Regions from separate parts of the Homo sapiens genome. Here region 2 is linked to region 1. Evidence: read pairs that join two places in POLR2A ChIA-PET (ENCODE). Cell type or tissue: Panc1. All regions are shown on one strand. Links, peaks and the distances in the headings refer to the core of each region. The heading gives the core; the rest is flanking DNA.

Region 1 (15,795 bases), core at 2,632-10,631:
GGCTGCAGACTCTCGTCCCCACCTTCAGCAGGGTTGGTGCTCCCTGGGCTGTTGGTGGAGGATGGAATCTGGTGAAGCTCATTGCCACAGCTTTTAAGGTTGGGGTGTCAGCTTTGACCTCCCCAAAAGGTGTAAGTAGTGGCCTTTCTTCATATGGTCTTCACTAGGAATGAATGATCTGAATTTGCTAGTAACAAGGCCTAATAAATTCTTTCTTTCTCTCTTCCTTTCTCCCTCCCTCCCTCCCTCCCTCCCTCCCTCCCTTCCTTCCTTCCTCTCTTCCTCCCTTTCTTTCCTTCCTCCCTTCCTCTCTTCCTCCCTTTCTCCTCTTCTCCCTTTCTCCCTTTCTCTCTTTCTCTCTTTCTGTTTGTCTTTCTTCCCTCCGTCACCCGGGCTGGAATGCAGTGGTGCGATCTTTCACAGCAACGTCCACCTCTTGGGTTCAAGGGATTCTTCTGCCTCAGCCTCCCAAGTAGCTGGGGTTATAGGCGTGTGCCAACACGCCTGGCTATTTTTTTTTAATTTTTATTTTTAGTAGAGACGGGGTTTCACCATATTGGCCAGGCTGGTCTCAAACTCCTAACCTCAAGTGATCCACCCACCTTGGCCTCCCAGAGTGCTGGGATTCTAGTGTGAGCCATTGAGCCCAGCCAGGACCAATACGTTTTTCATAACCAAAAGGAAAATCCCTGGCCCTGCGTGTAAAAGCTCTTTTGTTGTTTGTGAGTTCATCTCTTTCCTGCCCCTATTTGTACCCTTTACAATAGCTTCAGGAAGATGGTTACTCCCTCTGAACTCAGCTTCTTCATTTGAGCATAGGATTTTTAGGGATGTCATGAGATACATCTCTCCATGTCCAGCCTGTGCAGAAGGAATGCCACTCAGTCAGCGCTGTTGAGGGATCTGCAGGACCCTGCCGAGTGCTTTAGATATGCTCTGTCATTTACTCGTCACACTTCTGTCTGAGGAGGCTTGTTCTGCTCCCTCTTACAGGTGACAGGGCTGGGACCGAGCAGTTGCATCTCTTGCTAAAGCCTGCGATGGTCCTGCCCCAGCTCACGCGGCCAGCACGGGCTCTGCCTCTCTCTGCCGTCTCAGTAAATGTTTACACGGGCATCCCTTCTCCTCCCTCCCCACTTCTTGCTCTAAGGGCGGAGGCAGTTAATTTTTAAGCCAGCCAGTTCAGCAGACATTTCCTGAGGGTAGCTCTCGGCCGTGCACAGAGCTGGACCCAGATGCAGCGTGCTGTCCACAGGGAGCTTCTGTCTGCAGCCCCACAGGACGAAATGAGAGTCTGATTCTGCCAGATGATTGCAGGTCTCCACCTATGTTTGCCAAGTGTGTGTGTGTGTGCGTGTGTGTGTGTGTTTTAATGTTTGACAGCTTTTAAAATGGTTTTTAAAATTAGAAGATGTTATTTTTAGAGCAGTTTCAGATTTGCCGCAAAATCGAGGGGAAAGAACCGAGGGCTCACACACACGTGCTTACATGTACACACGCATGCATATTCACGCACAGAGACACACACTCTCCTGCCGTCAGCATCGCCGCACCAGAACAGCACATTTGTTAGAATTGATGAGCCAGTATTGATGAGTCCACAGTCTACGTTAGGGCTCACTCTGGGTGTTGTACATTCCATGGGTTTGGACAGGTGCATGATAAGTGACATCCACCATGACAGTACCGTATGGAGTAGTTTCGCTGCCCTAGAAATCCTCTGTGCCGCGCTTCTCTCTCCTGCACCCCGGCAGCCGCTGACCTTTTCACTGTCTTCATAGTGTTGCCTTTTCCAGAATGCCATAGGGTTGGAATCATACATGTGTAGCCTTTTCAGATGGGCTTCCTTCACTTGATAATATGCATTTAAATTTCTTCCCTGTCATTTCTTGGCTTGATAGCTCATTTCTTTTCAGCTGAATAACACTCTGTCATCTGGATGTGCCACAGTTTACCCTCCATTCACCTACTCAAGGTGGGTACTGATTGGTGGCTTCCATGTCTTTCTTTTTTGCTAGTTGTCACTACTGTCAGAAGAACCATGAAGCATCCTTAAATTCTGCTCTTTTTGAGGACACTTTTATTCCTTTTCCTGTAAGATCCCTTTTCTGGTAGGCTGTCCTCACCAATCATTTTTGACTCATTTTAATTAGAAAGTCACTTTACACATTAACACCTTACTAGAGGCATGTTTATACCTGTGTCTCTTTTTCTACTGGGAACTATTACTCCTGACTCCCAGAGTCTGGGAAGTGGCCCCACTGTGTGAATCCCATCAGCCAAGGCCACCATGTGGGCTCTAGGCTCACTCTCAAAGTCAGCAAGCCACATTTGGCTTTTCATGTCAGCACAATTATACTTTGTACAAAAGAATTAAGGTTTCTAAATCCCTAGTAATCTGAGCCTCAATCAGAGGCATTCATTGTGGACTTCTAGGCCTTTCTTGGACTCGAAGGTGGCCAGCAGGACCAAGCCACTGTCAACTGAGGAAGTGCGTCAGCTGGGCGACACCAGCTGCCAGCAGCTCGGGGCCTTGCCCTGTGGGGCTCTGCTCCTTGCACCGTCTCGGCATCTGCGGGGCTTTATGGTGACCCTGCTGGCATTCCACAGGCTGGGAAGTCACTGAGTTCGCCACTTTACACCAGAGGAAACAGGTCTTTGAAACTGGTGGTGACCTTTGGCCGGGCTGACGGGACCATGTTGGCTGTCTGGTTATGAGTGAAGTTCTCGCCCTGTGATGGCAGGTTTGTTTTTTAGTGCGGCATAAGTGTAAGCTATATTTGTGTAGGAAGTCCTAGCCCTGCCCCAAAAAGAGGCCAAAAGAGAATTATGATCTTTTGAAACAAGATATTTGTTTTAAATAAATAATATAATTTTAAAATGTATCCTGTGTTTTCTCTGAATCATCAGTTTTCATTCCACATTGTGTTGTAACAGATGAAACAACACATACCTGGAATGAATCTGCACCTATTTGCCACATCATTTTAACTACGTGGCCAGTAACCTAATTAGCAGCTCTGCAGCCAGCATCTGTATCTGTGTCCTGGGCAGGAGGCTAGAAGGTGCAGCCGGAGGGAGAATGTGGGTCCCTGCATCCTGCACGTGGCTCAGGCCAGGCCTGTCTGCCTTGACTCTCGGCATCTGTGAAATGAGGGTAACTTTCCATGGCACTGTGGTTACATGGGAGGGTAGGAGGCTGTTGGCAAGGGCACCCCGTGCCTGCAAGTGTGTTTTATTGATTAAACTAGGGCTTTCGAGGTGCCCTGGAAATCTTCTTCTGAACCCCACCTCTGTGTCTTTTGACCAGTTCTAACCTGAGAAAGAAGCTCTCCCTGCAGAACCTCCATTACTTGAGAAATAATTTGGACAAGCGTGCTGTTGGTTAAGGTTCACTCCCCACCTCCACCCTGCGGGATGTTGTTGGGTGTCTGTTTACCAGGGGTGTCACGGAGGAGAGAAGGGGCCAGCTGACCTCATGCAGCCAGGCTCTGATGACAGAGTGGGACACCCAGAGAAGATGAGGCCCCTGAATTCAAAACAGATGCCACTTTCATGGTGACAGTAATGAATGTTTGAGTGACTGCCCTGACTGGGTCAGATAGACCAGGGTGGGGAGCCCGGTCCTGGAGGGAGCCCCATATAGCTCGAGGGGCAGGGGACAGAGCAGCAAGGCCAGGCATCCATGGGCACACGTCGCTCCAGTGTAAACAAAAACAAAAGAAAAGAGCACGCGGTGAACATTTCCTGCTCTGTGTGTGTGTGTGTGTGTGTGTGTGTGTGTGTGTTCCATACGTGAAACTCTGTACTAGGCGAATACTTATTTTCTCTTGCCTGGCCTCTTTGGGAGAACAGAAGTACAAAATGGAAATTTGCATGTGTAGCTCTCAGAAGCAGCTTCTGAAACTTTGAGGACTCATAAAAGAGAAGAATGAATAACAGACCTGGGTCTGGATCCTGACTCTGCTTTGTCTTACCCATGTGACCTTGGGCTTCAGTTTCTTCCTCTATAAAACAGGAATTAACCCCTACTAAGAGGACTGCGGAGAACTGAATTCAACAGCTCCCCAAGCACAGGGCCTGGTGGCTTCTGCAGGAGTGCTCTTTTCCCCTTTTAATACCTTAATCTGCATCATTGTATTAGGAATCACTGTAGATGTCTACAGTGTCAGTTGCTGGAAACTACTCTTTCTGCAGTTGTGGTACTGACGCTAGTAGATTTATTTCATGAAATGTTGCCTACCGCTAGCATAAATCACTATGCATTTTATTTATTAACTGTTAAATGACAAGAAAGTATATATATTTTCTAAATTTTCTTCTGAGAATGGGGTCTGCTCTTTTAAGCAAACAAATTCCATTTAGTGGGCTTAATTAGTGCCTCAGACTTAGCCTGAGGCCCACCTGAAAGTGGTTCCATATGGCTAATGGCAGAGCCGTGGGCTTAATATTTTCTGACACTGGAATCCAAGTGCCTCTTGCTCGATGCTGCCTTGGTTCTGGCCAGCTCTGTGACCTTTCCCCTGACTGGCTGCCCTTCTTTCTACTCCCCCCAGCCTCCTGCATTTGCACAGGCTCACCCTGCCTTGGCTCACCCCACAGAGGACTTCCGTAGTCCTGGCCCACATCGCTGCAGCCAGGGTATCTGGGCCTAGGGCAGAGCTGGGTGCTGCAGGTGTCCCTGCCTGCTTGGTCTTGGACTTCTGATGTGATTTCCCACAAGCCCCTGACGAGCAGGTACAGATGCATCCCCAGCCCTCCGCCTCTCTCACCTGTGCCTGGCGTTCTGTACTGCGTGTGCGTGGACTCTCCCACTCAGACTCTGTTTGCGTTGGCCACCATCGCTTTTACTCCCGCTTCTCTTGAAACACGTTCTGGCCGGTGGTGTGCAGATGAGGGTTTATACCCTGCTGGGGGTGCAGCGGGCTGATTGGCAGCCTCTGCTGATTCCCCTGGTGAAAATACCTCACCTCCCCCCGCCTGCTTCCAAGCTACCAGCCTGACATTAATCAGCTTGAAACACTCCTGAAAATGCCATTTGGCTCCAGCACCTCCTGCCCATCAGCTCTGGTCACAGGGGAAACGTCCCTCCTTCCACACATGTGGCCCCAGGTGCTCTTTCTGCTGACTCTGGCTGCCATCTGCAGGAGCCCTTGGCCCCTTTCTAGAAGACCCCAAACTCTGTATTCCCCTGTGTGAGCTCACATCCTGTTCAGTGATGTCCTTTTTTGACGTGCTTATCTTACTACCCCTTTTTTCAGACCACCATTCAGTTTTTGAACTGCTCAGAGTCTATAATGTATGCTTCCTCCCATTATCCTGTCACCCCTCCTCCAGGCTCACTGGGGTCCTCTCCTCTCCTCAATCCAGGGCCTCTTCACCTCTGGGCTTCTGGGCTGGGTGGCATCGGGGCCTCTCCCCAGCCCTGTGGCACCGTGTGCTCCTTCTGGATCACAGCTCTTCCTCTCTGACCCTGCCTCTGGCTCTGTCCAGGTTAGAAATCCACTTGTCATAATGTGTGTGGTTTCGTCCACTGCTCTCCTGAGTGGTCTGTCCTTACCCCTTCCCTCTGCCGAGATGGAGGAGGAAGGTGTGCTGCAGTTGGGGAGCTGCAGAACGGCCTGTTCTCTTTCAATGTTTAGACACCATATGCAGTGCATCTTTTTAAAATTTCTACTACAGTCATTCTTCCACATGGATGCCACCCACCCTGGCATCTAGCAATGTCATCTCTGCAGAAGCTTATCTCCGGGACTTTCTGGCAGTCCTGGGCCCTGGCTCTGGCTGGGAGACTGCATTCTGGCTCTGAGTGTAGGTTCCCAGTGGGATCTTGTTCCTGAGACCTCTCTATGGCCCGTTCAGACTCAGGTCTTCCAGAGCCTGAGTTCAGGCTGGGAGAGGTGTTGGAAGCCCGCCCCTGTTGGGACATAACCATCCCTGTCAGGCTAGGAGAGACCTCTGCAGGCCTCGTCCTCAGGGCGGGGGTCGTGGCCCTGTGCCCACCATACTTCCAGATACCCCACTCTGTCTCGTGCAGCCCCTGCCCCAGACGCTGCCCTCTCATGTTGTCAGCGTGTGTGTCCATGAGTCTCAGCCCCCTAGACCACAGGACAGGCACTTAGTTGATGTGCGGCACTGAAGCCTGTGCTCTCTGGCGACTGCACCAGTGTTGCTGTGCATGCGCCTTCATGCCTCTCATTGAGACATGGCTTCACGTTCCATGGGGAGAAGAACGTTTCTTTTTTTTTTTTTTTTTTTTTGAGACGGAGTCTGGCTCTGTCGCCCAGGCTGGGGTGCAGTGGCGCAATCTCGGCTCACTGCAAGCTCCGCCTCCCGGGTTCACGCTATTCTCCTGCCTCAGCCTCCCGAGTAGCTGGGACTACAGGCGCCGGGGAGAAGAACGTTTCTAATCAAACCGCTGGCTTTATTTTTGTGGGGCTACTTCTGAAGGGTAGGTTTCCTAGTGAAGCCCCCATTTCTTCTTTTTTTCAGCCACATTTTTATCAGCGGGGCCAAAACCCATAACGAAGCATTCAAATCCCCACCTCCAGATTTTGAATTGTAAAATAAAACTTGTTTCACCATGGGTTTCCCCTTCCCCCCTTTTGTAAAGCAGTTAATTTTAGGCAGGGATTCAGGAAGTGCCTACTCCCATTTTCTGTCAAGCACAGAAATAGCTCGCGGGGCGCCCTCTCTCCGCCTCCCGGGAGCAGCTGGCGGAGTTCATTTTTGTGTGTTTCTAGGCATTTCAACTCCTGCCTTTCTGCGCACTGTGTGTGTGTCTGTGCACCCTCAACTCCAAATTACCCTGGAACTTTCCGAAGCCCGCAGGCTTCCTTTCTGTTCTTAATAAAGCGGTGTGCAAGGATCTGAGCTGTTAACCCTCCCTTATCACTGGAAACTGCCCCCTGTTCAGAAGGTCTTTAGAATAACAAACTCACAACTGTGTCTTTCAGGGGAGGTGGAGTGGATAGAATGGCTGAATGGTTGCAATACTGTGATGTGAGAAATTCTGCTTTCAGAATCTTTATCTAAAACCTTTCGCTTTTTCAGAGGTTTCTTTACTTCTAAAAAGCATTTGGAGGGGAGTCGATTGAACCTCAGGAGGTTGGTTAGAAAGCTTAGCACTGCCCAGCAAGAGCTGGAGTGGCCCAACCTTGAACAATGGGTGGGGTCAGTAGGAAGTAGACTTGTGGGCATTTTAAAGGTAGACCTGTTAGGATTGGCATACCCACCCGGTGGGTCAGAGGCACGGCTTGTGAGTAATCCTTAGGTTTTGAATTTGAGACACTGGGCAGAGAGGAATGCCACTGGCAGGATTTTGTGAACAGGGGTGGAAGTTTAGCTTTAGACCTGCAGGAACCAGTTTAGGTTTCATGGAATATGTTTATGTGGACATTAGAGTTAAATGGAATGCCATTATCAAGATTTTGTGAACAGGGGTGGCAGTTTAGCTTCAGACCAGCAGGAACTAGTTTGGGTTTCATGAAATATGCTTATGTGGACATTAGAGTTGGCCAGTTGGCCATTTGCAGCTCAATGCTTAATTTTAAAAGATTTGATAAGTTGTGAGCTCTTAGGGTTTCTCATGTTTTCTTTTCTTGTCAGCTTTTTTTTTTTTTTGAGACGGAGTCTCGCTCTGTTGCCCAGGCTGGAGTGCAGTGGCGCGATCTCGGCTCATTGCAAGCTCCGCCTCCTGGGTTCATGCCATTCTCCTGCCTCAGCCTCCCAAGTAGCTGGGACTACAGGCGCCCGCCACCATGCCCGGCTATTTTTTTTTTTTTTTTTGTATTTTTAGTAGAGACAGGGTTTCAGCGTGTTAGCCAGGATGGTCTCGATCTCCTGACCTCGTGATCCACCCGCCTTGGCCTCCCAAAGTGCTGGGATTACAGGTGTGAGCCACCGCGCCCGGCCTCTTGTCAGCCTTCTTTAGAGCAAAGGACAGTTGGTAAAACCCAAACTGTTCATCATGTGATTGTTAAACACTCTTGCCAAAATGTATTTCAGGGAAAATTTCTCTGGTGCCTACCTTTGTGGAATTTACCATTTTCTTCCCTGAATAACTGTTGTATGTTTATACCTTTTCTTCCATTTTAAACTGAATTTCGAAGGCAACTGCTAATTCTTTCTCATCTCCGAGTGCCCCGAAGTGTGATATTTGATATGCCATTCTGCAATGAATGAATGAATGAGAGGTTGAGACAACTGACCCAAAGTCTGGCGAAGTGACCAGCTCACTTATTTGTGCTATTCCTTTTCTTTACGGATGACCACTGAACATTGACTGTCAGAGCTCTGCGCTTCACTCTGGAGGGTGGTTTTATTCGAGATCTGGGCATCCCCTCCCTAGGGGTGACCACTTCCTCTGCCTTGTCATTAGCAACAGGTCAGTGGAAGCCAGGGCTTGATATGAAGAGCCTGCTATTGATTTCATATGGAAACCTCAGATGCCACAGACCCCCAAGAAGCAGGAGCTGGGGGTGGCATTAGCTGATGTCATCGCCCGAGGCTCTGCTCCCTGTGAGCTCAGTGCCGTCCTGATGAACGGGCCTTGGCTCTCACAGGCAGTGGGAGCTCCTCCTGCTCCAGAGCTCCATGTCCGGAACCCCGCCTTTCTCAGCATGAGGCTGGCGTGGTTGAAAATACAAACACCTGCTTGCCTGCTCCCTGGTGGATGTGGGGCCCACCCCTCATTTTAAAAGCCTCGGAAAACTGTGCTTTGTTTTAGTGTTACTGCCTCCTTGGACCTTTTCCTTTAAAATAAGAAGAGGATATTACAAAATCACAGGAGCAGAGGGTCATAACATTTCTGTGCTCTTCTCTTGAAGCAGAAATAAAAGCACATCTTATTTGTGTGTCTCCTGAAGAAGGGGCCTTGCCACTGGGCCTTGAGGCACAGGCACCTGCCCAGTAGGAGGTGGGCAGGTGGTTTTCCAGGCAGAGGGAGCAGCCTGGGCTGAGGCTCACAGGTGGGAGGTAGGGTTAGGCAAGGGAGTTGAGCCTGGACTATGTTGGCTGCAGGTGAGGAAAGAGGATAAGAAGAGATCAGGTGTGGGGAGCTGACAGTGCCAGGCCCTGGAGTCTACCGTGCGGCAGGCAGGGCAGCCTGCCGATATGCGGCTGTGTCCTCCATGAAGGCCTGCGCACCAGGCACATGGGCTCCAAACCCAGCCTTCCTGCTGCTGGCCAAACAGAGAGCTGTGGTGAGGGGCTGCCCCCACTGTGGGGTGGCCAGAGCCATGACAGAAAGCCAGTGTAGGGTGGACATGAGATGATGACTCCCTGTCATTCGTGAGTGGGATTAGGAGTCACTGGCACACAGTTGGAAAGGGAGCCATTTCTGGTGCCAATAGTTAAGGTCCCCACTCAGTAGGCCCCTACAGCTTCTTCAGAGTCAGGTATTTTAACTTGTATGTTAAACATGAATAAATCAAAGCAAAATCAAAAAGCGTTCCTTCATTTGCTTAGACTACCAGTTGAGTGTTTTAGAATGTTCATGGTGTCAGGCATGGCATCTGGACCCGTCCTTCCAGGAGCCTGTAGGATCGCTCTCAGGAACTGGCTGTGATTGATGGGGCCATGCACACATCAACATACACCCGGGGCCATCTCTGTAGGACATGACTCTCGGGTTTCACCGTCCCACTCAGGCCTATGGTCTTGGGCAGTGGTTCCTCCCTGCCTTCCTTCAGGTGAACAGGACGGGGCGAGGGACATGTCTGTTTTGCCCCTGGTTAAGTATTATCATGAATCAGTCTCATTGCTGCAGCCTCATCATCAGAAAATTGTCCAGGAAATGCCTAGTCTGAAAAATATGGAGTTCGTGTTTCAGGAGAGAGGCAAAGTCTGTATGGCCGACTGAGATGGCCTTCGGTAACTATGCTGCTGTCTTTGAAAGGCCGTGGGGTCCCCTTTCACCCTCACTCCAATCTGACAGTGTATATTTGATATAGTCCCACTGTCAAGACTTTCCTATGAGCTTGAGGTTCACATCCACCCCGCGAGGTCGTATTATCCCTATGTCACAGATGAGGAGGAAAATTGAGTTCACAGAGGACAGTCTCCGTAAATTCATCAGAGCCAGCTGGGAGAAGCAGAGGGCTTGCCCTAATTTCAGTCTCTGGATGCAAAGACAGAGCTTTTTCGGTTCTGTCCAGTCACTCTGGGGCTTGAAACAGTATATATATGGTTTAAAATACATATTTGTTTAAAACCGAAGCTTACATTCAAGAACACCACATACCGTGCATGTTCAGCCTGATGCATTTTTTGGTGAATCGCAGCGTAGATGGACGAGAGGCTGCCCCTCTGCCTCTCTGCCCACTGGCTAGTGTCCTGGGTCATGTCTGCCCGCCTCGTGCTGAAGCCACAGCCGCGCTCTGTCGGCCTCTTGCCCCCACCATCGGCGGCTGAAATCTCCTCATCTGTGACAGCTCATGGCCTCATTGCTGCTGTTGGCTTTTTCAAGTGCTGATTTTGAGCCCCTTTCCTCTACTTCCCGACACAGAGCACTGAAGGATGGCATTCTGGTGCCCAACACACTCGTCTGGGCATGCTGGGGCTGTGCGCATTGCTGGGCACACTATTTCTGTTCTCTGTTGTTGCCTAACAAATCCCCTGTACACTCAGTGGCTGAAACCAACAAGCTGTGATGGATTCGTGAGCTGGCTGGGCAGTGCTTGCTTCATGTGGTGCTGACAGGGGGACTGGGTGGCCAGAAGGTCACAAACGCCCTCATGCCCATTTCCAACGATTGGCACTGGGCACCTCGGTGCCCCCTTGTAGGTGTCTCCATGCGGCTGTTCAGGCTTCCCTTCATTATGGGGGCTGGGCCCAAGAATGGGATGCTCCAGGCGAAGGCGGCAACTGCAGCTGTCTAAGGCCAGGCTTCGGAGTTCTGCCATATTCCACCACTCACAGCAGGCCACAGGGCAAACCCAGGACGAGCCCAGACTCAAGAGGAACAGGGACAGACTCTACCTCTTGATGGGGGAATGGCAGAGTTCCTTTACAGAAGACCCTGTGTGATGCCACCGTCTTTGAAAACACAACCTACTAAACTTATTCAGGCAATAGCATGCAGGGATGTTATTGTAGAGGTAATCATCAGTCTCTTCTGATGAATTAAAATGTAAATTACTCACAAATGTCAGTGTCAGTACTTTATTACTTTATTATTAATTATAGGTGGCCGGTGAGAATTATAGGCTGATCAGATGTAGCTGGTGAGGAATGCATGAGTTGGGACCTGGATTTTCCTTGTGGAAATGGATCCAGTAATGTGGATGCAGTTAAATCTTGGTCCTTGGCATTATAATGCTCTAATAAAAAGACGGTTCATCAACTCAATACTACCTTTTAATCTTTCTGCAATTAGGTTGGATTTATGATTTATGAGTTTTTCTTCTTGCTTTTTTTGCAAGCCATTAGCATTTTATCAATCACCAGATGTCCTCTTTCTCTTTTTGAAAAGATAAGGCGTAGGACTGTGGTAAGTGTTGGCCTTCAGGGGTCTGTAGACCCTGATTCTGCCTCTGCGGGCCTCGGCTGCACCATGAGATGCTTGGCCTCCCTGCTCAGCCCTGGTCTTGTAAGACAGACTCACTGCAGGAAGGCGTTTGGGCCCCCGAGCGATCCTGTGCTGTGCCCTTTGCTGGGACTTGTGTATACAGCATGCAAGTGATCCTGAAAGTGCTTTTCAGCCACTTCGAGAATCCCCTGGACATTGTTCCAACAATAGGTTCACATTTGATTTCTGATCTGAGACAAATAATGGTGACATAATGGATACAGGATACTATGCTTTTGCTTTAAATCTATTATATTCCCTACCAGTGGTAACTTGTTTGCCTGAGGCCAGCGAAGGCCTGGCCCTGCCTTGTGGGCCATGGGCCTCAACTGGGTAAAGGTAGCCAATGTTAAACAGCTACACAGCCTAAGTAAAGAATGAAAAAGAAGGTTCCAGTAGGTTCAGCTAAGCCCATCTGGGATAGGGGCACTACTCTTTTGTCTAAAAATTATTAGATTCCATAGAGTTGGATTGAAAGGGGAAACTGAGGCCCCTAGAGGTGAGAAGAGCCGAGACCAAGCCAAGACCAAGGACTGGGAAAGCTTGAGCCTTTCTTTTTTCATTTTACTGTGCCACAGACATGATCTTCACTAGCTGCTTGTTAACTGTAAGGAAAAATATAATGACCTGATTCTGGGAATTTTCCTTCTCTTTCTCTTCCGCTCCTGTCCCGGTTCTCAGCCCGCAGGCTGAGAAGGTTTAATTGCGTCTGCCGGGCGGGTGTTTTCTCATGGGGATTAGAGCAGGCTAAATTGGGCTTTGACGCTTAGTGGGATAACAGAGCTTCCTGAGGAATGTGAACCTAATTAGGGATTCCAGGGTCAAGCCTGACAAAGGAGACACAGAAGCAAAGTTAGGGTGAGCTCTTGAAGGAAGCAGAGAAAGTTAATAAAGTCTCGAATGTCCTCATTTTGTACTGCCATTCTTTGTATAGATCTGCTGTTGTTTGCAGGCTTGTGTTGAAAATCTGACCCTGGGCCTCTCTTCAACCCTCTACCTAGCCCCCTGTCCCCAGGCACCATTGGAAAAGCAGCCTTGAATGATGAGTAAGGCCACCTTCGGCATGTCAGGAGCCCCCGGCCTCACCTGGGGGACCCAGCTCTTGTTGGTGTGCCCAGAACGTTCTGTGTCGACCTGACGTCTCCACCCGTCCTGTCAGACCTTTGATTGTTAGTGCTGGGGGGTTGCATTTTGTTTCCCCAAATTCAAATGTTGAAGTCCAAATCCCCAGGACCCCAGAGTATGGCAGGATTTGGAGATAAGGTCTTTAAAGAGGTAATTAGGTTGAAATAGGGTCATTAGGATGGGCCTAATCCAGTATGACTGGTGTCCTTAGAAAGACTGGGACACAGACACACACAAGGAATGGCCACGTGAGGACACGGGGAGAAGGTGGCCATCTGCAGGCCCGGGAGAGAGGCCTCAGGAGGAACCACCCTGCCCACATCTTCATCTCAGCCTCCTAGCCTCCAGGACTATGGGAGGATAAACGGCTGTGGTGTCAGCTGCCCATTCTGTGGTATGTTGTTACAACAGCCGCCCCTTACCCGAGCTAAGACTGTTGCTTATTTAAGCAGATAAACACTTGGGTCAGTGTCAGCACTGGGAATGAGGGGACTTTCCTTCTGTGATTATTCTCCTTACCCTGCCCTTGTAATAAATGATAATAATGGTAATATAAACACATGAACAATGCATCCTTTTTCAATCTTAACTAATGGGTGAATTAAAGATCTTGCTAGTTTATTGATCAGTAACATACAATGTAAGAAGTCAAAGCTGTGGTATAATAGAAGTGGCCCTTCGTAAAAGCTCCACCCTCCTTGCAACCAGGCTGCTACTCCGTGTAGAGATTATAGAAGAGTCCCAACCCCCAATTATATCGTAAGGTCCTGGTGGTCAGCAAATATTTGGCGTCCGTATCTGTTTTTCCCTGGCTAGTTCAGGGCCTCAGAGGTAGGTTACCTCTGACTGTTTTTATGACTTAGGAAAGAAAGTACTGCCATCTTGGCGCCATCACGAAGTTTCTTTAAAAAGAATTGTTTTTGTAAAGATAAAATAAAAGTAAACTTCATTTCTGAGTCTTTGCAACTTATCTTAGAGTTAAAACTATTATGATTAAAGTAATTTTATGTATGATAGAACTTGTGCATAAGGTGATGTCTCTGTACTTGGCTTAACTCAGTGAATTGCTTTCTCCCTTGTCTGCAAGGTTTGGCAAGGTCAGTGGCTGGCCCGTTTGTCTCTACTCAGTTTCTACTTGTTTTGCACCTGAATGCTGTCCCACGGATTTGCATTCGGTGTTGTGTGGTGTGTGTGCATTTGTGGAACGCCCGTTTCATTGCTGTGGGTTGGTATTGTTGAGCTGATTCTCCCCTCCAGAATCCTGACATGAACAAGGTTTGCCCAGGCCTGCTTGATACCAGAGTAGAGTAGAGACTTCACCTGTGGGCAGAATGACCTGGAGAACAAGCAGGAAGAAACGATTAGAGGAGCCAAGCCTCCAGGCTTTCCCTGTAGCTGCCGGGTGTGTAAAAGCATGCTTGACACTTGAGGGTGCTCGCTTCAGTTCTTTTTTTTTTTTCTTTTGAGACGGAGTCTTGCTCTGTCGCCCAGGCTGGAGTGCAGTGGCACGATCCCAGCTCACTGCAACCTCCCAGGTTCAAGCAATTCTCCTGTCTCAGCCTCCTGAGTAGCTGGGATTACAGGCACGTGCCGCCACGCCCTGCTAAGTTTTGTATTTTTAGTAGAGACGGGGTTTTGCCATGTTGACCAGGTTGGTCTCGAGCTCCTGACCTCAGGTGATCCGCCCATCTGGGCCTCCCAAAGTGCTGGGATTATAGGTTTGAGCTACTGCGCCCGGCCTCTCTTCAGTCCTTACTTCATGTTTCTGTGAGGTTCTAGGAAGCTGATTCACGTGACCCACCATGACTGGAATTTTTGATGATTTGGAAAAGATAGAATTGAAATTTACATTTATTCTCTTTATACAGAATATGCATGTTTATACAGAATATGTAGTGCATCAGCTATACCCACACGGCTTTAGAGAAACTGATGGAAAAATGTCACTTTCTATATGGCTGTTTACAAAGTGAAATTTAATAAGAAACAACAATAAAAGCTGAGTTTGGAGTTTTATTGTGTTCATCAAAAGGAAAACAATGTCGGTCAAGCACGAGGAGAACTGAGTTGTCCTTTATTTCTCCCAGGACTTGGATCTCCCAGAAGTAAGCAGAGAGGGATTGGTTCAGGTTTGAAGAGTTGATCTCACTCCTTACTGAGGAAGATCTGCACCCGAGGCCCTGTGTCTGTTAGCACTGGGGGTAATGGTGGCCGGGCCAGTGCACCTTGGATGAAAGCACTTTCTAAGGCAGAATGTACTTGTTAGCTGAAGTGCTTTCATTCACCTTGGGGGATGGAACTGCAGGGCTAAGCTTTGTTGTGTGTGCACACACACAAACACACAGAGACACATACAGGTATACACTCACACACGGAGACACACACAGACACGCTCTCACATCAATACACACACATGAGGCATAGGCATACATAGAAACACACACAGACACACTTACAAAACTCAGTTTCACACATGCACGTTCATACATTCTCACAAGCACACACGCTCACACCCCCTACACTTTTACACTCCCATGCACATAACTACTGACTCACCCACTCATATGCAAACTCACAACACTCTCAAACTTACACACATTCACACAAAAGAATATATTTGCAGATATCCACAGTAAAATATACCTAGTCAAACACAGACACCACCACATGTAGTCACTCACACACACACACTCACCCACACACCCACACTCACACACCTGCACTCACCCCCACACACACTCACCTCCACACACCCACACTCACACACCCACACTCACCCACATTCACACACCCACACTCACACTCATCCACACACACATACGCTCACCCACACACTCACATTCCCAAGGACACAGTCATGACTTGGTGGCAAGCACTTGTCCCTCTGCCCCTCTGTCCTGTGGACCTGCTGGCTTGGGGACAAGGTTATTGATGCCAGTGTACCCAGGCACCCACGTAGCCAGGTGTGGGGCAGGCACAGCAGTGTTTGTTTGTGGTTTCCTTGGGAACAGTAGATTAGGATCCCAGGATAGCTGAAAGAAGGCAATAAAGAGGCTCCCAAACAGGCTTCTCAGAGGGGCCCTCGCCTCCACCATGGGAGG
Region 2 (15,795 bases), core at 3,959-11,958, 120 kb before region 1:
TGAATGTTTACAGCTGAAGCCTCAGTGGGCATATGTCACAGAGAGCTCTTGTAGTTTAGCCATCCATAGGCGACTTGTGTTAGCTCAATTAGACCCTTGCCTTATTGCAAGGACAGAGAGCTTTCTGTATCTTGGGTTCTTGCCTTGGTGTACTGGAAGAATCGTGTCACATGTGGGCTTGGAGAATGAATGCAAGGTTTTCTTGAGTGAAAGTAGCTTTCAGCGGATGGGAGAGCCAGAAGGTGGATTGGTTTTCCCCTGGAGCCGGGTCACACGGCAGCCTGGGCTCTCCTCTGACCACCCCAGCCAAACTCCCTGTTGTTCTGCTGATCGGTGGCCTGCCAGTATGGCAGTGCCCGTCAGTGAGTTCCTCTGGAAGTCCAGCTGCCTATGTGTTCCTCTTGACGTCCAGCTGCTTGTGTGTCTGCCTGCTAGGGTCTCCGGATTTTTACAGGCACAGGATGGGGGCATGGCAGGCCAGGGTGGTCTTGGGAAATGCAACATTTGGGCAGGAAAACAAAAAATGCCTGTCCTCACCTAGGTCCATAGGCGCAGGCCTGGGAGTAGAGCCTTAGCCAGGAACCATGCCCTCCTCTACCCAGCACTTACCTTCCGTATCATTTAAAGGGACCACGCCCTTCCCTTCCCCACTTCCATCTCAATAGCAAGTACCATTTTGTGGTGCCAACAGGCTCATGGAACCCCATATCCCAGAGTTTTCCTGCCATACAAGTAAAGATACATAGGCATTTTTTAGTTTGTTCAGGCTGCTGTAACAAAATACGTTAGACTGGGTAATTTATGAACAACAGAAATGTTATTTCTTATAATTCTGGAGGCTGGAAAGTCCAAGATCAAGCCACCAGCAGATTCAGCATCTGATGAGGGCCCATTCTCTGCTTCAAAGATGGAGCCGCCTTGTTGTGACCTTGGATGACAGAACGGGCAGGTGGCTCTCTGGAGCCTCTTTTTTAAGGGCACTAATCCCATTCACGAGAGCACAGGAACAGAGCCCTTCTTTTTCTTTTCTTTTTTTTTTTTTTTGAGACGGAGTCTCGCTCTGTCGCCCAGGCTGGAGTGCAGTGGCGCGATCTCAGCTCACCGCAAGCTCCGCCTCCCGGGTTCATGCCATTCTCCTACCTCAGCCTCTCCAGTAGCTGGGACTACAGGTGCCTGCCACCACGCCCAGCCAATTTATTTGTATTTTTAGTAGAGACGGGGTTTCACTGTGTTACCCAGGATGGTCTCAATCTCCTGACGTCGTGATCTGCCCGCCTCGGACTCCCAAAGTGCTGGGATTACAGGCATGAGCCACCGCGCCCGGTCGAACAGAGCCCTTCTAACCTTATACCTTCCAAAGGCCCTGCTTCCTTTTACTATGACTTTACAATTAGGTTTCAGCATATGAACTGGGGAGGGGACAAATATTAGGCCCAGCAGATATGTAATAATAACTAGCTGCCATTTATTGAAGAATTCATATCCTCCATACTAGGTAAAACACTTTCCATAAATTACATCAATTCTTCCACTATCCCCGTGGCAGGTTGTGACTCCCCAAAGAGGGCTGCCGTGATGTATGTATCCCATTCACGTGCTCTCACACAGCGCTGTCCTCCCACAGAGGACCTCCCTTGCATCTAGAAAGCAGTCATGACCACTCTGACTAGTAGGAAATGGCCAACAGGCACCAGTAGATATTGTTCCATCAAGTTTAGCCTAAAGCTGCTACTTACATATTTTAAGTTTGGCCTAAAGGTTTATCTGTACATTATGTGAACTGGAGCCTAAATGGAGTTATATACAGACTGTAGCCTACTCTTGTGCTGTCACTGAGTTTTGGCCAATTGAAGGTTGCCTATTGGCCAGGCGCAGTGGCTCACACCTGTAATCCCAGCACTTTGGGAGGCCGAGGCGGGTGCATCACTTGAGGTCAGGAGTTCAAGACCAGCCTGACCAACATGGCAAAACCCCGTCTCTACTGAAAACACAAAAAATTAGCTGGGTGGGTGGCGGGCGCCTGTAATCCTAGCTACTGGGGAGGCCGAGGCAGGAGAATTGCTTGAAGCTGAGAGGCAGAGGTTGCAGTGAGCCAAGATTGCTCCATTGCACTCCAGCCTGGGTGATGGAGTGAGACTCCATTTCTAAAAAAAAGGTTGTCAACTATGCAAACCATGTTCAAATAAGGCAAACACCGAGCTGTCACCAATCCAGCTGTTTCTGTGCCTCACTTCTGTTTTCTGTATGTCACTTTCCTTTATATGTCCATAAATCTTCTACCATGTAGCTACACTGGAGTCTCTGACTCTGGAGGCTGCCTGATTTGCGAATCATTCTTTGCTCAATTAAACTCTTTTAAAGTTAATTTGGCTAAATATTCTTTTTTCTTTTTTTTTTTTTGAGATGGAGTCTCGTTCTGCCATCCAGGCTGGAGTGCAGTGGTGCGATCTCGGCTCACTGCAACCTCTGCCTCAAGGGTTCTAGCGATTCTCCTGCCTCAGCCTCCCGAGTAGCTGGGACTACAGGCACTTGCCACCACGCCTGGCTAATTATCTTCATTTTTAGTAGAGATGGGGTTTCACCATGTTAACCAGGATGGTCTCCATCTCCTGACCTCGTGATCCACCCTCCTCAGCCTCCCATGATGCTGGAATTACAGGCGTGAGCCACTGCGCTGGGCCAAGATTTCTTTAAACAAAATTTTACAACTGGAAAAAAATATTAAGGCTTTGATTTGTACAACTGCCACTTGCTGGGGTGTAAATATGCCCATGGTGGGTTTCAGGCTACTAAGATGATGTCACTGAACATGAAGCTGGAAAGACATGTGCATTAACACACCATTAATGGTATTTCCACTCTATAGATAAGATCGATGTAAATAACTCCAAAAGCATAAATAACAGTAATATATGGTAAAAAATCATTTGGAAGTGACAAAGAATATATTGCCTTTGATTTTAATACAATGTAACTGTAAGTTTTTGTTAAATCTTAATGGTGCCTGTGATTAACAGGCACCCCAACATTTTTGAACATTTAATGATCAGTTCCTGGAGGCTGGTACTATCTGGCTCAGGCACGCTCCTTCCAAGGCCTAGAATATGGCTTCCACTCAGCTTAGTCCCTCTCAGGGTTGTGCCTGTAGAACTCTGGGCCTGTCGTGCTACCCTCAAGCCCAGTCACCCTGAAGCCACCATGCTGGAGGGGCCACATGGAGAGAAGGGAGAGAGAGAGGGCTAAAGATCCCCAGCTGTTTGAGTCCTGCAACACAGGTACCACACAGGGAGGGAAGAGCCTTCAACACAACCCAGCTCCAGCCCCAGTCTGAGCACACCCATGGGGACCAGAGACCTGAGTCAGCGCTGCTGACCTGAGCCCATTAGCCCCTAGGACTAGGAGACATAATAGTAATAAGTGAGCCGGGCACAGTGGCTCATGCCTGTAATCCCAGCACTTTGGGAGGCTGAGGCAGGTGGATCACCTTAGCCCAGGAGTTCTAGACCATCCCGGGCAACATGAGACCCCATCTCCACAAACAATTTTTTAAAAATTAGTCAGGCATGATACCATGTGCTTTAGTCCCAGCTACTAGGAAGGCTGAGGTGAAAAGATCACTTGAGCCCAGGAGTTTGAGATTGCAGAAGGCGAGATCACACCACTGCACTCCAGCCTGGGTGACAAAGGGAGACCCTAATTCAAAAAAAAGAATAAATAAAAAGTAATAAACGATTATTGTTTACAGCCATGAAGTTTTGGGTTGGTTTTGTTGTTCAACAATAGTTAACTAGAACAGTCCTAAGCTCACAGACAAGGAAACAGAGTTAGAGTGAGCATGAACTCTTCCCTAAGCAGAGAGTGGCAGGAGCTGGGCTCCCACAGAGTTTGTTGTCACCAGTGTCTTGACTGCTTGTTGTTACTAGGCTTACCCTTTAAGATAGCATAACACATTCAGATATTAAGTGAAGCTATGTTTATTTTATTTTATTTTATTTTATATATATATATATATTTTTAGACAGAGTCTTACTCTGTTGCCCAGGCTAGAATGCAGTGGCGCGATCTCAGCTCACTGCAAGCTCTGCCTCCCGGGTACATGCCATTCTCCTACCTCAGCCTCCCGAGTAGCTGGGACTACAGCCGCCCGCCATCAGGCCCGGCCAATTTTTTGTATTTTTAGTAGAGACGAGGTTTCACCATGTTAGCCAGGATGGTCTCGATCTCCTGACCTCATGATCCACCCACCTCGGCCTCCCAAAGTGCTGGGATTACAGGCATGAGCCACTGTGCCTGGCCTATTGAAATTATTTTAAACATTAAATTGATTTCAGTCACTTATAAGTCATTTAAGGTAAGAGGGTGAATTCATGAGTTCCCGAATAGGAAGTGGGGAGACTCGATTTCTCTCTGGCCAGGCTGGTGCTATCAGGAAGTATGCCTTTCTACTGCACGGGCACTGCACTGGTCAGCCGAAGTGTCCTTTCTCCTGTGTTCCCTCGTTTGATAATCAGACCAGTGTTGGCAAGATGGGAATAGAGATAATGGGCCAGCCTTTCTGGTTGCCCATGGCCTAGGGGTGAGGTTGGGCTGGTGGGGTCAGCATGGACATCTAGGGTCCTTGAGTGCAGTCATAGAGCCACGGGCCAAGTCTGGGGCAGCACAAAGAGGGCCTTCAGCTCCACTGAGGGCCCGGAGCTTCTCAAAGGCAGAGATCTTGGCCAGAGGAGGACTGGCAGGGGTTTGGCAGCACAGGAGAAAGCTGGTTTTATGCTGAGCGGTGGCATACAGCATGGCATTGTGGAAGGAGAGGTTCTACACCTGCCTGTGCCAGGAACAACAGGCATCCTGCTGCACGAGCCATCCAGGTGTGAGGGCTCTGTCCTGCCCACAACGGCCAGCCCACCTGCCTGGAAAGCACTGCTGCTGCTTGGGGCCAGCCATTCGATTACTCAGCATATCCTCTGTCCTCTGCTTTGTCTGCTGAAAAGGCCAGGGCTCTTTCCTAGGCCCTTCAGTTCCACAAGCTCGGGGCCCAGCTCTTTGGTGCAACTGTGTGTACTCCTGAAGATGGACATTTTACAGATGGCTCCAAATTGCTCTGTTTTCCCGCTGTCCCAAGCATCTGCAACAGCTAACACCAGGCTCAGGTACATTTTTGTGTTAGGGGTTGCACACAAGCAGATATCCACCAAGATTTTCCCCAACTAGTCACTACTAGGAGCAGTTACTCCTACTAGTCTTTACTGAGCCAGATCTTCGGAAAAGCTACCAGTTAAAATTCTGTCCTGGCCAGGTGCGGTGGCTCATGCCTGTAATCCCAGCACTTTGGGAGGCCGAGGCAGGTGGATCATGAGGTCAAGAGATCAAGACCATCCTGCCAACATGGTGAAACCCCATCTCTACTAAAAATACAAAAATTAGCTGGGAGTGGTAGTGTGCACCTGTAATCCCAGCTACTTGGGAGGCTGAGGCAGGAGAATTGCTTGAACCCAGGAGGCAGAGGATGCAGTGAGCCGAGATTTTGCCACTGTACTCCAGCCTGGCGACAGACACAGTGAGACTCCATCTCAAAAAAAAAAAAAAAAATTCTGTCCTTCTGTGGAAGGTTAGTGCCAGTACTCACTCCCTCTGCTGCCTCTATCGCCTTGCCTAGCACTGCCGGGGACTGAGTGGGGCATGTATCCTTCACTGCAGAAACAGTTCAGCCTGGTTCCATTTTGTCAGTAACAAAATGAAACGAAAAGATGAGCTGTTTTTCATTTGCAGTGGACACGAGGGTTGTAAGTCACATAACTTGAGCATGCCCAGATAAACCAAGCATGCCTGATTGGTGATGCCAGAGCCAACCAGAATGAAAAAGACAATCACGTGCAGAACCACATGCAGTCCATCGAGGAACGAGGTCCAAGTTAAGAAGCGAGGATGCCCTGTTTTGTTGCAGTACAAACTTAAAAGCCAAGAACCTAGCACCACCTCTTTGCATGACCCAGTCCAGTCACGCCTGTTGCAGTTTCCTATCTCCCTCATAGTTGTTCTCTGCCTATAAAACCTGCCCCCAGATCCCAGCCTGGGGAGACAGATTTCAGCACTGCCTCCTGTCTCCTTGCCAGTCAACCTTGCAATAAAGCTTTTTCTTTTCACAAAAGCTGATGCTATAATATTGGCTTCTATGCGTAACTAGTGTGAGCCCATTGCTCAGTGATACTTGCTTTCTAGAAAACCCAGAGAGAATCCTAATCTTTGCAAAAAGAAAGAAAGAGGGAAGGAGGGAGAGGGAGAAAGGGAGGAAGGAAAAGAAGGAAGGAAGGAAGGAAGGAAGGTAGGTCTAATCTTCACAATTTCTGCTTTTTTCCATTTTATACAACAAGATATCCATCTTTGCCAGTGGGCAAAGCTGTGAAAGAACACTGGGGAGAGGGAGGGAGGACACGGGTGTTAAAATCCAACAATAAATGCACATGGAGCTGGTGTTGGTGCGGGGAAGAGGAAAGGTCCGACCTCTGCTGTCCTAAGGAAAAAAAAAAAAAAATCCACCTCTTTAAAGTGTTTTTCCAGAGTTTTCATAATGTTTGTCCTAGTACTCTTCCATGTGAGAAAAAAAGTATATTAAAATATAATCCAAAAAATGGGAGTGTGTGAGAAATGCATTTGATAGCAAGTTATTCACCACAGTATTATCCACAATAATTAGAAATAAAAAATCTGCAATGTGGCCGGGCGCAGTGGCTCATGCCTGTAATCCCAGCACTTTCGGAGGCTGAAGCGGGCAGGTCACGAGGTCAGGAGATCGAGACCATCCTGGCTAACACAGTGAAACCCTGTCTCTTCTAAAAATACAAAAAAATTAGCTGGGCATGGTGGTGGGCGCCTGTAGTCCCAGCTACTCGGGAGGTTGAGGCAGGAGAATGGCGTGAACCCAGGAGGCGGAGCTTGCAGTGAGCCAAGATCGCGCCACTGCACTCCAGCCTGGGCAACAGAGAGAGACTCCGTATCAAAAAAAAAAAAAAAAGAAGAAGGAGCAAGATTCAAGCATCAAATATACATTAAACCCAATGTCACAGGAAGTAAACCTAGATATTCCCTGTTCTTTAATCTCTGTGTGCTAGGAATATGAGCAGTTGCTGTAATTTCTGCATTTGCCCCATTTCCCATTCTTCTCCTTCTTCTTCTTCTTCTTCTTCTTCTTCTTCTTCTTCTTATTATTATTATTATTATTATTATTATTATTATTTTGAGATGGAGTCTCGCTCTTTGCCAGGCTGGAGTGCAGTGGCACAATCTCGGCTCACTGCACCATCTGCCTCCCGGGTTCAAGCGATTCTCCTGCCTCAGCCTCCTGAGTAGCTGGGACTACAGGCGCACACCACTACGCCTGGGTAATTTTTGTATTTTTAGTAGAGATGGGGTTTCGCCATGTTGGCCAGGATGGTCTTGATCTCCTGACCTGGTGATCCACCCGCCTTTTCCTCCCAAAGTGCTGGGGTTACAGGTGTGAGCCACCTCGCCTGGGCTCCATTATTATTAAAAACAATCCTTGCTAGGTGCAGTGGCTCACGCCTGTAATCCCAGCACTTTGGGAGGCTGAGGCGGGCGGATCACGAGGTCAGGAGTTTGAGACCAGCCTGGCCAACATGGTGAAACCCCATCTTTACTAAAAATACAAAAATTAGCCGGGCATGGTGGCGCAGGCCTGTAATCCCCGCTATTCAGGAGGCTGAGGCTGGAGAATTGCTTGAACCCAAGAGGCGGAGGTTGCAGTGAGCCGAGATCATGCCCCTGCACTCCAGCCTGGGCGACAGAGTGAGACTCCATCTTAAAAAAAAAAAAAAAAAAGTCTCTGAGACACGGTGACAGAGAGGCTTCTATGGAGCCCTGAGGATGGGCTGAGGAGCAGACAGTGCTGTCGGCGGCTGACTTGCCGGTTTGGGATCCCCCAGGCCAGTGCCCTGGCTCACAGGAGTGGGGCCCGTCTCCAGGACCCAAGTCTGTGTCTTTCATGGGCTCACCATTCCAATATCTCCCTTGCCCTTTCCATCTAACCACTTAGGCCATTTTTGTCTCAAGGAAAAGCAATTGCCCTTTAACTACCAGCTTGTAATTCTTCAACACACCCACCAGATGCTAACCTGATATCTAGACAATTTGCCTTTTCAAGGACAAACCTTCAGGCCTCCATATAAATGCTCAGCCTCCTCTGCAGACCGACCCTGCCACCTGGGCTTGGCTGTTTGCCTGTGTTGATTTGACTTGTCCTTTTGGCCGATTACCCTCTGCCGGGAATTGTTCCTGATGGTGACATTGTAAACCACCAGTATATTATAGAGCTGGAGAAACACAGCGCCTCGTGCAGGATAGGCAACCTTTCTCTTGCCGAGCAATCACTTTGAACGTTTTGGAACTGGAAGAGGGCTGGTGTGAGGCAAATGGCAATAGCTGTGTGTTCCCGGGGCAGAGGGGCACGGTAGTGGGGGCACCCATAGAGACGATTAGCTGTGAATGCTTCCAGATTCCTCCTTAGAACTGCAGAATGGAAGGTGGTACATACCACTCACTAGAAATGGCTTATGTCCAGGACAGCCAAGACTCCAGAAGACAGTGCAGTCTGTGACCAGGGAAGGACCTGACCTGGCAGGGAGAGGAGCTGCTTAAGGAAATTGAGCCTGCCATGAGATTCATCTCCATAAACAATCCCCAGCTAGGAGATCATAACCCTGCTTTCCAAACAGAGCTGCTGTTTTCTACTGTTGCATAATTACACAGATCGCCCAACTGTTTGGGAGAGACCACACATTACTTTTCCAGTTGTGTAAATAGAAACGAGCCAGCAGCAACTAACTGAGCTCCTGGGGGTAGAAATGAGAAGAGGAGGGATGGTGAGGGATGAGCCTGCTCCCAGCAGGGCAATAGGGAGGCCACTGCCGCTGCCTTTGCCTGGAGAGCCCCTGGCAGCCTGCTCTGCACTCTGAAATCAGTGATAGGGCTGAAGGTTTTCTCCCTCTCTTTCTTTCCAAGCTCGAGGCTTTGTAAGAACTGGATCAGCTGTGGAAATAGTAACACTTTTTCCCTGTCCCCAAAACTTGCAGAGTTAGATGAACAAGGAAGGCAGAGCCCTCAGCCTTCTTGAAGGTTCAGACAGGGCAACTGATGCCTGGCTCCCTCCGCTCCAGCTCCGTGGGCCTTCACATATTCCAAGCCATTCTGTAAAACCCTTCTGCTGAATGAGCGCCTCACTCGTGGTCTTTCCTGGGATGTATTCAAGCTCTCTCTGCACAGACAGGCCTTGGAAGCTCTGCTCATAAACAGAAGCTGATGAAGCCAGCTCTTGGCCTCCGCCAAATCCACATGAGGGCTGAGACATCAAGAAGGGATTTATTCCCATTCTTGCTCTTTGCAATCATCAAAACAACTGTGGTATAGTTACTGATAACTCTTTGACGTGGGGCAAGTTAGGAAATGTGTGGAGGGAAGGTAGGTGGGGGATGTGGTGACTTGTCGCTCAGCGTCAATCTCCAGCATCATACCCCAGTTCTGCCACTGTCCACTCCAGGGCCTTTTTTTTTTTTGAGACAGAGTCTTGCCTTGTTGCCAGGCTGGAGTGCAGTGGCGCAATCTCAGCTAACTGCAACCTACGCCTCCTGGGTTCAAGCGATTCCCCTGCCTCAGCCTCCTGAGTAGTTGGGACTATAGACGCCAGCCAGCACGCCCGGTGAGGTTCTTGGTCTCGGCGTTTGTTTCTCCATTGACAATGTGGGGTCACAGTGAGAGGCCCTTCCTTCTCCATGGGTTGGTTATGAAGACTTGAGCAGCTGATTCACATAAGCACCTGCCATGCTATAATTGTTCAATGTGGCTGAGCACCGCAGCTCATACCTATAATCCTAACACTTTGGGAGGCTGAGGTGGGTGGATCATTTGAGGCCAGGAGTTCGAGACCAGCCTGGCCAACATGGTGAGACCCCATCTCTACTAAAAATAGAAAAATTAGCCAGGCTTGGTGGTGCGTGCCTGTAATCCCAGCTACTGAGGAGGCTGAGGCAGGAGAATCACTTGAATCCGGGAGATGGAGGTTGCAGTTAGCCAAGATTGCACCACTGCACTCCAGTCTGGGTGACAGAGCAAGACTGTGTTCAAAATAATAATAACTATTATAGTTGTTCCATGTGTTAATAATAATTAGCAATCACTTCTCTGGGAACCATGTAGGGTTAGGGTCAGATTTTGGTGAGATAAATCCTATACTGAGCCTCGTAGATAATGGGCACATAAGGGGGTCCTGGTGCGGTGGCTCACGCCTGGAATCCCAGCACTTTGGGAGGCAGAGGTGGGTCATTTGAGGTCAGGAGTTCGAGACCAGCCTGGCCAACACGGTGAAACCCTGTCTCTACTAAGAAACAAAAAACACAAAAGTTAGCCAGGCATGGTGGCGGGCGCCTGTAATCTCAGCTACTCGGGAGGCTGAGGCAGGAGTATCGCTTTAACCAGTGGACAGACAAGAGCCAAGATCGTGCCACTGCACTCCAGCCTGGGTGTTACAGAGTGAGACTCTGTCTCAAAAAAAAAAAAAAGAAAAAAAAGATAATAGGCACATAAGGATGACCAACATCGCAACACTGATTATTTCTCACTACAGAGTGCTTTGTCCCTAATAAAACAAGGGTTGTGAAGTGCCCTGTAAGGATGTGAAAAGTGACTTATAAATATTCATTTACTCTGCCTTCAAGAGAAGGGAGCCGAGGAACCTATTTTACTTCATAGATAAAATTTGTTGGGAAAAAATCTAAAAGCAGATTTTCAATTTCTGAATGTTACTAATCTCAGTAACATTATAAATGGAACTTTTTACTTTCACCTATCGATTTTCTGACTATAATTAAGTTATTTACCATTTGCATATATAGGGGGCCTGGAAAACTCTTATGATTATATGAATGTTTAATGTCTAGATATTAACATTCTACAGATGAAAAATGTCTGGAGCAAAAACCTTACCTGAACTCCAGTAGAAGGTGCTCTTCGGCTTGATGACATTCCTGTCTGAGTACAGCACCCACACTTCCAGATCTGCAGTGGAGGGAGTCAGTGAAGAGCTGACCAGCGCGGGGCTGACCTGCTCACACCGGGCACTTGCACGCACCTCCACCTTTAGACTGCTCACCATCACAGGGCCGCTTTCTGACCACTCAGGGAGAGTGAGGCGGAGACAAATCTTTACCCTGCCTGAGACCAGATTCAGTCTTCGCTCCCTGGATGCAATTGTTCTGAGGGCCACATTCCTCTGCTCACTTGTTTGATGGAGCAAGAACAGATCATCTAAGGATGCTGGAAAGGTTAAGGACCTTCCTGGAGGGCACTCGCTGTGTATCTCTGGTTAGGTTGGCGGTGACATTCACTCTGAGATGGCATGATCAGTAAACACACCACTTGGGGTGGGTGTTTTTGAGAACGTGTGTACAGCAGATTCAAATGACTGTCCTAGGCTCTGGGACCCCAAAAGCAAGTGTCCTTGAAAATGACTCAGGTGCTTAGATCTACATATGTGACACTGTGCTGAGTGTCCCTGTACAGGCCTGTACATGGCTTTAAAGTAGTACATGGCAGATGTGGCATAGAGCATACATAGATAATTAAAGCAAATGTATACTTCATGCTTCATGTCTGTATTTTTGCTTCATATTGTAGCTTGCTAAGTTGCAGTAAGAAAATACTACAGGCAGGATGTGGCGGCTCAGGCTTGTAATCCCAGCACTTTGAGAGGCGAGGTGGGTGGATCACCTGAGGTCAGGAGTTTGAGACCAGTCTGACCCATATGGTGAAACCCTATCTCTACTAAAAATACAAAAATTAGCCAGGTGTGGTGGTGAGCACCTACAGTCCCAGCCACTCAGGAGGCTGAGACAGGAGAATTGCTTGAACCCGGGAGGTGGAGGTTGCAGTGAGTCAAGACTGCACTACTGCACTCCAGCCTGGGCGACACAGTGAGACTCTGTCTCAAAAAAAAAAAAAAAAAAAGGAAATACTGCAGACAGGGAAGCTTGAACAGTATAAGTTTATTCTCAGTTTTGGAAGCTGAAAGTCTGAGATCCAGGTATGGGCCGAGTTGGTTTCTTCTGGGGCCTGTCTCCTGGGCTTGTAGATGCCACCTTCCCCAGGTGTTGTCCCTCTGTGTGTATCTGTGTCCTAATGTCCTCTTGTTTTAAAGACACCAGTCATATTACATTAGGGCCCACCCTAATGACCTCATTAAACTTTAATTACCTCCTTATTTTTATTTATTTATTTATTTTTTGAGACAGAGTCTCACTCTGTCGCCAGGCTGGAGTGCAGTGGAGCAATCTCAGCTCACTGCAACCTCCACCTCCCGGGTTCAAGCAATTCCCCTGCCTCAGCCTCCGGAGTAGCTGGGACTACAGGCACACCCCACCACGCCTGGCTAATTTTTTGTATTTTAGTAGACACGGGGTTTCACCATGTTGGTCAGGCTGGTCTCAATCTCCTGACCTCATGATCTGCCTGCCTCAGCCTCCCAAAATGCTGGGATTACAGGCGTGAGCCACCAAGCCTGGCCTTAATTACCTCTTTAAAGATCCTATCTCACATTCAGTCACACACTAAGGCACTGTGGTTGGGACATCAACCTTGGGATTTTAGGAGGCGCAACTCAGCCCATAGCAATGTTCCAGGTTTCTTTTTCTTTTTAAAACACCATTTATAAATGTAGAAATTTTTTTTGTTTGTTTGTTTTTGAGATAGAGTTTGGTCTGTCACCAAGGCTGGAGTGCAGTGGCGCAATCTCTGCTCACTGCAACCTCCACCTCCCAGGCTCAAGCAGTTCTCCTGCCTCAGCCTCTGGAGTAGCCGGGATTACGGGCGCCTGCCACCACAGCTGGCTAATTTTTGTATTTTTAGCAGAGACGAGGTTTCGCCATGTTGGCCAGGCTGGTCTCGAACTCCTGACTTCATGATCCACCCGCCTTGGCCTCCCAAAGTGCTGGGATTACAGGCGTGAGCCACTGTGCCGGGCCAAATTTAGAAAGTTCATAAGCAGATGACAGACAAGAGGAGCCTGGGGAGGAATCCTAGCCTAGCAGTCTCCATCTTAATCAGAGACAGGCTTTACCCGCAGGTATTGACTGTCTGACCATCGCAACTGTGACCAGTCAGCACCAGTGTCCCAGGCTTGTTCATATTCAGCCAGAGTACCAACAGCCAGCAGAGAATAAAGCTGACTGGCCCAGTCACGGCGCTGCTGCCAATGCTTCTGCTCCAGCCTTCGGAGTCTTCCCTTACCCCACCCCTGCCACAGAACCCTCTTAATGTTCGTACTTTTGACAAGCCCTGTCCTACTGACCCCAGACCCCAGATTGCATTGGCTCCTCAGTGCCTTCTGTACCCTGAACTCACTGCACCAGCCAGTCCACCCAGGCAAAGATGCCATACGAGGCCCTCAGCCCTAATGCCATTTGACTTTATACCCAATACTGGAGAAAGCAGACTCTTTGCTCAATGTTTAATTTCTTAGTTGGAATTTCCAAACTTTCACTCCATTGCAGCACACAGGATGGAGGGCCCAGGGTTGTGAGTGAGTTTACTCTTTTTAACCAGAGTAGTACAGGCATCAGTAGGAAAGGGAATGAGAACCCCATTGCTGGAGACATCACTTTGCCTCTGCTATTTCATTACTTTCTCTTTCTTTCTCTTTCTTTTCTTTCATTTCTTTCTTTCTCCCTCCCTCCCTCCCTGCCTCCCTCTCTCTCTCTCTCTCTTTCTTTGTCTCAAAAAAAAGTCATGTTGGCCAGGATGGTCTCAATCTCCTGACCTCGTGATCCACCTGCCTCGGTCTCCCAAACTGCCGGGATTATAGGCCTGAGCCACTGCACCTGGCCTGTTTCATTACTTTTGTTTTTATTTTTTATTTTTTTTGAGACAGAGTCTTGCTGTGTTGCCCAGGCTGGAGTGCAATGGCGCAATCAACCTTCGCCTCCCAGGTTCAAGCTATTCTCATGTCTCACCCTCCCGAGTAGCTGGGATTACAGGTGCCTGCCACCATGCCTGGCTAATTTTTGTATTTTTAGTAAAGACGGGGTTTCACCATGTTGGTCAGGTTGGCCTCGAACTCCTGAACTCAGGAGATCCACCTGCCTTGGCCTCCCAAAGTGCTGGGATTACAGGCGTGAGCCACTGCGCCTGTCCTGTTTCATTACTTTCTAAGTAAGTCACCATCAGCTTCAGCAGTCTACCATAGGTAACAAATGGCTCTTCCTGAACGCATGTTGAGGACACTTTGAGGTCTGGACCCCAGCTCCTTAATCACGTATATGGAGTGGAGGTGCGCTGTTTACTGTAGGGCCTCACCAGGCTGGCTGTGCAGAGTTTACAGACTGACTTGCATGAAAAAAATTGGAAGGCTCACCCCAGAAAGGAATGTTGGCAAGAGAAGTTATTTACTTAGAGGTTGAACTCTAGTTTGGTCTTTGGGACTTTCCATGCTATTTGAAAGAATTCTGGCATCCCAACTATGTGGCAAGGGCTGACCAGGGTGAAAAACCTGCTTCATGTCACTTTAATTTGGAGAAATGAAATTTGCTTTACTTGGAAACAGTATCCGCAATTAAGCCAAGGAGGGAGGGCGGGGGTTGGAGAAGGTTTCACAGGGATAGCAACATCCAGAACAGCACTTCTATAATCTTTGAGGTGAGATATTTAGATGCCAACAGGTCCAATACTGCAAGAACATATCATTCACTCATTTATTGGAGACAGAGTCTTGCTCTATCACTCAGGCTGGAGAGCAGTGGTGCGATCTTGGCTCACAGTAACCTCTGCCTCCCAGGCTCAAGTGAACCTCTTGTCCCAGCTTCCTGAGTAGCTTGGGCTACCGGCATGAGGATGTCTCTACATATTTTGTGGATGATGTTTCTACATTTTTTGTAGAGATGGGGTCTCACTGTATTGCCCAGGTTGGTCTTGAACTCCTGGGCTCAAACTATCTGCCCACCACAGCCTCCCAAAGTGTTGGGATTAGAGGTGTGAGCCACTGTGCCCAGTCGAATATATAATTTAAGTCATTGGCAAGTAGCATGGGTTTTTCACATCATGAAAGTAATGTAACCCCACAGTGGGAAACTAGAAAATGAAGGAAAAGTCTAAGGTGCCTTAACAATTGCCAGTAATCCTACCCCCAAGGGACAATCCTGGTTGTCACCATTAACATGTTTACTTCTTGCAAGGTTCCTTTTTTTTTTTTTCGAGACAGAGTCTCCCTCTGCCTCCAGGCTGGAGTGCAATGGCACGATCTCCATGTGTCCAGAATTTATTCTTTCTGGTGGGTTCTTGGTCTCTATGACTTCAAGAATGAAGCTGCAGACCCTTGCAGTGAGTGTTACAGCTCTTAAAGATGTGTCCGAAGTTTGTTCCTTCAGATGTTCAGATGTGTCCGGAGTTTCTTCCTTCTGGTGGGTTCGTGGTCTCACTGACCTCAGAAGTGAAGCCACGGACCTTCGCAGTGAGTGTTACAACTCTTAACGGTGGCGTGTCCAGAGTTGTTTGTTCCTCTTGGTGGGTTCGTGGTCTCACTGACTTCAGGAATGAAGCCACAGACCCTCATGGTGAGTGTTACAGCTCATAAAGGTAGTGTGGACCCAAAGAATGAACAGCAGCAAGATTTATTGTGAAGAGCAAAAGAACAAAGCTTCTACAGCCTGGAAGGGGACCTGAGCAGGTTGCTGCTGCTGGCTCTGGTGGCCAGCTTTTATTCCCTTATTTGGCCCCACCCACGTCCTGCTGATTGGTCCATTT

The links. ChIA-PET counts read pairs that join two places held together with the same protein. Peaks named below come from ENCODE experiments on the same cell type or tissue, not always from the same donor. Only the 100,000 strongest peaks of a DNase experiment are listed, where the experiment ranks them.
Region 2: POLR2A ChIA-PET joins it to region 1 with 11 read pairs; 5 of 35 experiments call an interaction of 5 or more read pairs at or near these places.

Annotation. Positions count from the first base shown.
Region 1 is chr7:47,485,656-47,501,450 of GRCh38, reverse strand. The region is part of intron 3 of TNS3 (tensin 3); the gene reads left to right. Among named protein-coding and RNA genes, the nearest start is that of SNORD151, 29 kb to the right of the region's middle. RefSeq lists enhancers at 3,705-3,784, 4,085-4,204, 7,271-7,862, 12,391-12,937. In Panc1, for the core only: no CTCF peak of the experiment used is centred there; no DNase peak of the experiment used is centred there; H3K27ac peaks cover 7,376 bases.
Region 2 is chr7:47,603,764-47,619,558 of GRCh38, reverse strand. No RefSeq gene overlaps it. Among named protein-coding and RNA genes, the nearest start is that of LINC01447, 10 kb to the left of the region's middle. RefSeq lists enhancers at 4,248-4,792, 4,793-5,339 and a silencer at 8,450-8,691. In Panc1, for the core only: no CTCF peak of the experiment used is centred there; no DNase peak of the experiment used is centred there; H3K4me3 peaks cover 785 bases; H3K27ac peaks cover 8,000 bases.